Regions from separate parts of the Homo sapiens genome. Here region 2 is linked to region 1. Evidence: chromatin contacts called from ENCODE Hi-C or POLR2A ChIA-PET data. All regions are on one chromosome and are shown on one strand. Each heading gives the region's core, a stretch centred on a gene start or an enhancer-like site at or near the end of the contact. The rest is flanking DNA. Distances are from core to core; before and after follow the strand shown. Region 1 has its middle 66 kb from the start of LINC02344. Region 2 has its middle 170 kb from the start of LINC02344.

Evidence for each region. Hi-C counts contacts between places; a loop is a spot of excess contacts on that map. ChIA-PET counts read pairs that join two places held with the same protein, here RNA polymerase II (POLR2A). Pooled maps may share reads with other maps.
Region 2: a pooled map shows a loop between it and region 1 (1.9-fold over the local background). The contact joins two enhancer-like sites. A Hi-C loop is called at or near these places in 1 of 50 pooled maps. POLR2A ChIA-PET finds 5 or more read pairs at or near these places in 2 of 52 experiments (HEK293 and activated T-cell).

What each region holds. Positions count from the first base shown.
Region 1 is chr13:33,398,769-33,403,205 of GRCh38, reverse strand. It overlaps a transcript of STARD13 not described here. Among named protein-coding and RNA genes, the nearest start is that of LINC02344, 66 kb to the right of the region's middle. Within about 2 kb of position 1,810, at least 3 of the 41 ENCODE cell types and tissues checked have a DNase peak (open chromatin) inside an H3K27ac peak, as active enhancers do.
Region 2 is chr13:33,507,414-33,511,850 of GRCh38, reverse strand. It overlaps a transcript of STARD13 not described here. Among named protein-coding and RNA genes, the nearest start is that of LINC02344, 170 kb to the right of the region's middle. Within about 2 kb of position 2,195, at least 16 of the 41 ENCODE cell types and tissues checked have a DNase peak (open chromatin) inside an H3K27ac peak, as active enhancers do.

The sequences.
Region 1 (4,437 bases), core at 561-3,060:
TTGTTGCTCAAACTCCTGACAGGAGGGGGAACACGCAGATGGGCAGGTACAGGAGCCGGGGCAGGTACTCTGGGCTCCGCTCCTGCAGTAGTGTCTAGGGGTGGGTGCCTGCGGCCCCAGTGTTACAGTGCTCTTTTAGCCTTGCCATCCTCAGACACCTTAATGTTAACCAGCTCAATGGACCCTCTGCCTTTTTGCAAGGGCAGAGGGCCAGTGTGACAGCTTTCTGTATCCCGAGCTCTTGCCCAGTGTCCCAGAAGAATCGGTTCACACACGGGCTTGAAGGATGAATGCGGGGTTTTATTGAGTGGTGGAAGTGGCTCTCAGTGGGATGAATGGGGAGCCGGAAGTGGGGATGGAGTGGGAGGATGATCTTCCCCTGGAGTTTGGCCATTCAGCAGCTGAACTGCCCTCCGGCCACCCCCAGCCGAACTTCTCTCAGTGTTCAGAAATTCCTCCTCTTCTCTCTTTCTCTGCCATGTTGTTCCACTGTTCATCTGCTTTTCTCCTCATCTCCTTATCTGCTCCTCTGCTCATCTGCTCATCTGCTTCTGGAGCCTGGGGTTTGGGATTTATATGGGTACAGGATAGGGGGATATGGCAGGCCAAAAGGCATCTTTTTGGGCACAGAAACAGAAATGCCTGTTCCTACTTAGGGTCAGAGGTCTCCAGGCTTGAGGGTGGGGCCTTTGCCAGGGAACCGCCCTCTTCTAGCCAGTCCATCTTCTAGCCATTTCCATCTCCTGTCCATTCATCACCAAATCCTTATTGAAGAGAATCCACTTACACTGTTTCTGAAGGTTATTTCATATACTGAGTAGTTCTTGCTGCTGTAAGAGCTGAAATTTTTATGCTGTGCTCTAACCCTAATTTTATCAAGAACAGAAGAACTACACAGCTTGTTTCTAAAACTACGAAAGATTACTTCTTTCAAATATTCTTTTCTACACTTTTCTGGTGTCATTGCTATCTTGGTGAGAGTGATTGTAAACACCTTCTGTGTGCAAAATATCATGGGAGATGTACAATTTGAATATAAGGGCACTATCCATCTCACTACATATAATTTAATATTTTCATAATTATCCAATATTTATTCACTTTATGAAAACAGATTTATTTGTACTGTCAGGCTTATTATAGGCCTTGATTGCATTTCCAAAAGGGCCTGTCATTTGGCAGCTACAGTTTAATGCTTTTATTCACAATTTGTAGAAGACATGTAATAACTACTCATCACATTTTGGGATGTCATAAAGATGGGAAAGACAACAGATGTAAAAGATAATGGAGTAAGATTCAAAAATACTTTGATGTGTTGGAACAAATGGCCTTAAACCCACAAAGATGAAGTTTAATGGGAAAAAATATAAGAGCATGAGAGTCACCTGTGGGCCTTGTTGGCCATGAAAGATAATCAAATATTGGGCTGTGAATTTGTTCAGGTCATCCAAGAAGCTGACATCAAGATGAAAGTAAATTTGCAAGGATTTTATTGGGGAAAATGTCTGAGAGAGAAAATGGAGAGGGAGCTGGGAAGAGATGGGAGAGCCATCCAGCCTTGATGCAAATCTGATTCCTAGTGAGGAGAGACAAGAAGGAAAGTTGGGTAAAAGCACCCTGGACTATCCTGAAGTCTAATGGAAGTGCGGCCAGGCCACTGGTGTCTTTAAGCCAAAGTTGGCCTAAAGTTGAACAAGTTCTCAGGCTCTCAGTGACAGGCTGCCTTAGGAAGCCTGCGGCACTTGATAATTGTCTACAAGCGGCTGTTGGGAGGCTTGGCTCTCTGCCCCAATTTTATGAGTGCAAATGAAACAATGCATTTCAGAGTGTGGCAGCTGGGGCCAATAGTCAAGTAGTTGAAAGTCTGCAAGGTGCATTCTCAAGGTACACAGGAGCCAGTGCGTATGTAATTTGGCTTTTCAAAACTCCATCCTAGTTTTGCTTAGAAAATATTTCAGAAAAAAAATGTTTAAATAAATAATTCAAAACTAAACAAATCTGAGATCCTGAAAATGCAATCCTGTTTTAGGATTTCTGGTTTCAAAATAGTTACTGTTCACTGAGAAGATTTTTAAGACAAAGAACGAAATTCTGTTCTTTGCTGGAGGGGTGTCCCAGGGGTGGAGGGGTGTCATGCACATATATTACTAGGGAATAATGATTGTTTCATATTCCTTTTATTTCAAGGATCTACAGTCATTCTCTTTTTGATGCTTAAACTGCCAACTTTTGCCAGTGGGAGCCCTGTTAAGGCTGGCTCCTGAGTCGTTTTGACATTCCACGTTAATCTTTGTTTTTAGCTTGTAGATCTTTTTTTAAAAACCAATTTTATTGAAGTATTATTTACATGTGCTGAAATGCACCCATTTTAAGTGTAAAGCTTGATGAGTTTCAACAACTATATCTCCCACATCACAGTCAAGAATAGCCATTGAAGACGGGCTGGGTGCGGTGGTTCACGCCTGTAATCCCAGCACTTTGGGAGGCCAAGGCGGGCGGATCACGACGTCAGGAGATCAAGACCATCCTGGCTAACACAGTGAAACCCCGTCTCTAGTAAAAATACAAAAAAAAATTAGCTGGGCATGGTGGCGGGCGCCTGTAGTCCCAGCAACCCGGGAGGCTGAGGTGGGAGAATGGCGTGAACCTGGGAGTGGAGGTTACAGTGAGCTGAGATTGTGCCACTACACTCCAGCCTGGAGGACAGAGCAAGACTCTGTCTCAAAAAAAAAAAAAATAGCCATTGAAGTGATATCTGCACCCCCATGTTCATTGCAGTGTTATTCGCCACAGGCAAGATATGGAAACAACCTAAGTGTCCATCAAAGTATAAATGGATAAAGAAAATGTGGCATATATATATTCACACAATGGAGTATTATTCAGACATAAAAAAGAAAGAAATCTTGCCTTTGTCACAACATAGATGAACTTGGAGGACATTATTCTAAATGAAATAAGTAACACATATGAAGACACTGTGTGCTCTAACTTATATACGGAACCCATAATAGTTGAACTCTGAAGCAGAGAGTAGGATGGTGGTTACCAGGGGATGGGGAGTGGGGGAAATCAGGGAGGTGTTAGTCAAAGAGTGCAAACTTTCAGTTACAAGATGAACATGTTCTGGAAATCTAATATACAGCATGGATGATTATGGATGTATTAAACTAATTTGATTGAGATAATCATTACACAATGTATATGTATATCAAATCATCATGTTGTATACCTTGAATGTATTCAATTTTTATATGCTGGTTAAATATTTTTAAATTAAAAAATGAATAGTCATCCACAAAGTTGCCTTGTACCCCTTTGCCGTCATTGCCCCCTCAATCCCAGCCCTAGGCAATCACTGACCTGTTTTCTTCCACTCTAAATTCCTTGTGCCTATTCTAAAATTTTATATTAATAAATCACATAGAATATATTCTCTTTAATTGATGCTTGATTTGTAAAAACTTATTTTAATGCTTTTTTTTTTTTTTTTTTTTTTTTTGAGACAGAGTCTTGCTCTGTCTCCCAGGCTGGAGTGCAGTGGTGAAGTCTCGGCTCACTGCCACCTCCACCTCCCGGGTTCATGCCATTCTCCTGCCTCAGCCTCCCAAGTAGCCGGGACTACAGGCACCAGCCACCACGCCCAGCTAATTTTTCTTTTTTTGTATTTTTAGTACAGATGGGGTTTCACTGTGTTAGCCAGGATGGTCTCGATCTCCTGACCTCGTGATCCACCCGCCTCGGCCTCCCAAAGTCCTGGGATTACAGGTGTGAACCACCATGCCTGGCCTAATGCTTTAGAGATTAAACTGTATCATTAAATGTTTAAAAAAGTTTGTACCCTTTGACTAACATCTCCCTGATTTCCCCTACACCCCATCCCCTGGTAACCACCATCCTACTCTCTGCTTGAGAGTTCAACTTTTATGGGTTCCATATATAAGTGAGAGCACACAGTGTCTTTATATGTGTCGCTTATTTCATTTAGAATATTGTCCTCCAAGTTCATCTATGTTGTGACAAATGGCAAGATTTCTTTCTTTTTTATGCCTGAATAATACTCCATTGTGTGAATATATATATGTCACATTTTCTTTATCCATTTATATCCATTAATGTGGTGGTAGCTTGCTCCTTTTTATTGCTTGGGAAATACTTTTTTCTATGGATAGATTATAACTTGTTTATTTACTCACCTGTTGACAGACTTTTGAGTTGTTTGTAGCTTAATGCTATTTAAATCTGCTATGAACGTTCACATGAAGGCCTTTGTATGGATATATGTTTTCATTTCTCTTGAGTAAATACCAAGGGATGGAATTGTGAGTTATGTAGTCATTATGTAAGAAAACTACCAGACTACTTCATAGAGAGCTTGTGTCATTTTAGATTTTCTCCAGCAATGTATGAGGGTTCCAGTTGTGGTACATCCTC
Region 2 (4,437 bases), core at 946-3,445, 110 kb before region 1:
TAATTAGTTATTTTTAAACTTTAGTGATAGAAGCAAGTAATCTCTCCTAATGAAGTATTTCCTTCAATTAAGATAACCATGGTACGGAACTTTTTGATATCCATTTTGCTTTGCCTTTTCAGAAGCTCAGCGACCAGTTTTGTACTTGACTCTAGTGGGGAGACTCCGCCTAGGATTTGCAATACAACTTCCTCTTCCTTCATTTTATTATTTGGATCTTTTAGTTTTTAATTTGCTTTAGTGGTTTCATTACATAGTACCTTTTATTGCAAAGAGACACAAAAAATTTTTAAACGTAAGTAGGATACAAATAATAAATAGTAAATGGTTGGCTCTCATCATCACTTTGTCCAGGGGAATCACCCTCTAATACAGATCTTTGTGACCTTAGCTACCTTTTAATGCCATCTCAGTTTACAGTGATTTTTTTGTTTTCCCTACAGATTTTTAAATCAACAATTCCTGTACTGAAATGTTACATTTGTTAAATAAATAAATATATCTTGGACTGCAGAAATACAGCAACTTTTTTTTTTTTGAGATGGAGTCTTGCTGTGTTGTCCAGGCTGGAGTACAGTGGTGTGATCTTGGCTCACTGCAACCTCCACCCCCCAGGTTCAAGCAATTCTCCTGCCTCAGCCTCCCGAGTAGCTGGGATTACAGGCACACTCCACCATACCTGGCTAATTTTTTGTATTTTGAGTAGAGAAGGAGTTTTGCCATGTTGGCCAGGCTAGCCTCCAACTCTTGGCTAGTCAAGTCATCCGCCCACCTCAGCCTCCCAAAGTGCTGGGATTACAGGCATGAGCCACTGCATCTGGCCAACATCAGCTTTTAAACAGAAAAAAAAAATTTAGGTGTCAGCTCAATTATTTCTCTTTGAAAGAATTTAAATGAAATAGAAATTATTTTAATTAGCTGTTAGGATTATTTGGCTTGTGAACTCAATTTCAATTATTTGGCTTGTGAACTCAGTACACAAAAATGTATTTATTGACTCAAATAATTTGGAAAACCAGGGCTTATCAGTCCAGCTTTAGATATGACTAGATTTAGAAGTTCAAAATAATTTTCTCTGCTTACTAAACTTGAAGTTGGCTGCATTATTGGGCAGGCTCTCCCCACAATGTGGCAAAAATGACCAGCAGCAGTTCCTAGTTTATGTTGTACTGGCAGCTGGAATTTCTAGTAAAAATAAAAATAAAAAGTCAATTTTTCAATAGCTCCAACAGAAGACCCAGGGAGAGCTTTTATTGTCCTGGCTTTGGTCATGTGATCATCCCTGGATGTAATCACCATGAATGAAGAAATCCAGTACTTTATTGGCCAGGTTTCCATGATAGCAGCCCTAGAGCCAGGAGTTCTAGAGCCCCACCTAAAGAACTTGGACTCAGAATGGGAAAAAGCTCCTAAAGAGCTGAACAAAGCACAGGTTAACTATGTCTCTCATTATCTTTCCATCCCTTGGCTGCCCAGTATCCATATGAGCCTTCTTTCTATTTATAAAATTCTCAAAGTGGCCCTTGCAAATATACCTCTACCAGAAAAAATTCCCTACCTTCACTCTAAAGGGAGACTATGCTTAGGCTCATCCAGTTACTGCTTTCAACTTCAATTCCAGAATCTCTAAGTTATGACATTTTTTTGGTTGGGTCTAAATGTAGCTCATCGTGGCTTGGCAACCTCTGGCTAAAAGATAAATTTAGCACTGCCACTTCACATTGGTAGAGAGAAAATGCCATCACTGCAATAAAACTTCCATTTGGAAAAGGCGAGAAGGGCAACCACTGAAGATTGATCTCAAGTCCATCACAATGATCTCATGCTGCTGGGCAAAGAGAGCAAGGACTCTCTGACCTGGCAGTGGAGGGAGTTCTTTGTTCAGGAATCTGGCTGGCCCTTCACTGCTTTCTGGGAGGAACTCCCTTTCCTATTGTCCTGCACAGCTATGCGTCAGATGGACACCAGGAAGTTCCTGTTCTAACAGCTAGAACATTTTAGTTCCTCCTTCCTGTGGGTGTGGGTTTGGGCACTGAAAATTCGCCCTACGAGTTAGGCATTCTCTGGGCTGTTTGCTGAGCCTTGGCATTTCACTGGCAATGCCACAGCCTCTCCTGACAGATCTGTTGGCTGTTGCTCTGTTAATTTCTTGGATACTCCCTACAGTGGTAACAAAGCCAGAGCTTTTGTGGAGTCATGGCCCATCAGCCTGGTTCCAAACCTCACTGATTCTCCCTCTTAGCAATCAGCCTTTATGCTCTACCCCTCTCCCTAGCCATTTGGGCCTCACACTTGGAGGCAATGGGCTGAAATCACACAGATCCTCACCCCTCAGTGGTGGAATTCCTAGGGATGGCTTTTGGAGTAGAATTGTACCTGCTCTCTTTGAATGTACAGCAGCAAGTGTTTGGAACCCAGATCCCTGGTTGACCAGGATCCCAATCTCTTTTCCCGTTATGTTTCCTGCTTGTACTAAATTTAGCATGGGGCAGAGATTTACACATCCTAAAGGCCAATGGTTATCTGCTGTTGGCCATTTTGGAGTGCCTGGAGCAGGCAGAAAGGATGACTCTTAGGAAGGACCAAATCCCTTTTCCTCTTTCCTTCTGCAACTGCCAGATGAGGCTGAAGGTCGTTCCTTTCCTATATGGTCTTACTGAAGGCCAAAAGAAGTAGCCAACAACCTCCAAAATTCTGGCATCTTTTTCCTGATTCCATAAAACTTGATATTTACAGTCAAGTCATGCATTGCATAATGATGTTTTAGTCAACAACAGAGTGCATCTATGGTGGTGATCCCATAAGATTATAATAACATATTTTTACAGTACCTTTTCTATGTTTTCTATGTTTTCTATGTTAGATATGTTTACATACACAAATACTTAACCATTGTGTTACAGGTGCCTACAGTATTCAGTAAAATAGCATGCTGTACAGGTTAGTAGCCTAGGAGCAATAGGCTATATCATATAGCTTAGGTGTGTGATAGGCTATACCATCTAGGTTTGTATAAGTAAACTCTAGAATGTCCCCACAATGACAAAATTGCCTAATGATGCATTACTCGGAATTTGTTCCTGCTGTTAAGCAACACATGACTGTATATGATTTGAGTTCTGATACACATTAAGCATCTTTCATCTGGCGGCTTTGCTGTCAACAGCATTTGCCTTTTTCCCAGGAATGGGGCAGTCCTCCCTCTCACCTCAGCTTATCCAGTGTCACATTTTAAGAACTGTCATTTACAACACTCCACTTCCAGCTATCAAATACTGTATTGGTTAGGGTTCGCTTCAGTGCAAATAATATAAATTCAGCTTATAAAAGTTTAAATAGAAGGAATTTCTTGGCTTCTCTGACTAGAAAGGCCAAAGATGCAATTGTCTTCAAGCATGTTGGTTACAGAGTTCAGTATTATCAGTATACATTTTTTTCCACTTGTCCCTACTATCTATGTTGGCTACTCTGTAATTGTTTTTCCACTTGTTAGCAAAGACAGCCACCAGCAGCTTCAGGCTGCATCCGCAGGGTTAGCAACACAACCAAAATTGTAAATACAAATATTCCTTTGTTGGCCTGTCTGGGCCACCTGACCAGTTTTTTAGGAATGTAGTACTATACTTAGCAAGTTCTGCAACACATGCCAGCTTCCCCTGGATCCAGAGAGTAGGATCAGCCACTTGCAGTGAGAATGGCAGAGGAGTGGTTTTCCTGAAGAAGATGCTAAATCAAAAAGCCTGTATTCCCTACCTTAGGCAAGTGACTTGAAAGTTGGGAGGCAGATACCTAAACACACTTTAGTCTTAGTTACATATTATCATGTACAATTGACCCTTGCACAACACGGGCTTGAACTGCACAGGCCCACTTACGTGTGGATTTTCCTCCACCTCTGCCACCCCTGAGACGGCAAGACCAACCCTCCTTTTCCTCCTCCTCCTCAGCTTACTCAACAAGAAGATGATGAGGATGAAGATTTTGTGATGATCTGCTTCCACTTAATCAATAATAAATATATTTTCTCTTCCGTATGATTTTCTTAAAAAAAATTTCCCTAGCTTACTTTGTTGTGAGAATACAGTATATAATACATACAACATATAAAATATGTGCTTGTCAGCTATTTATATTATTAGTAAGGAATGCAGTCAACAGTAGGCTGTGTTAACAGTTAAGTTTTCTTGGGGACTCACAAGTTATGCTTGGATTTTTGACAGTGTTGGGGGTCAGCACCCCTAACATGTGCCTTGTTCAAGGGTCAATTGTAATTATTGAACACACATTCTTTCTATAGCACAGTCACTCTCATACACTTTGGCCTCAAGAGCCCTTTTAACCCTTAAAATGTATTAAGGACCCCAAAGAGCTACTGATTTTGTGAGTCCTTAATATAATGTTTACTTTATTAAACATTGAATCAGAAATTTTAAAATT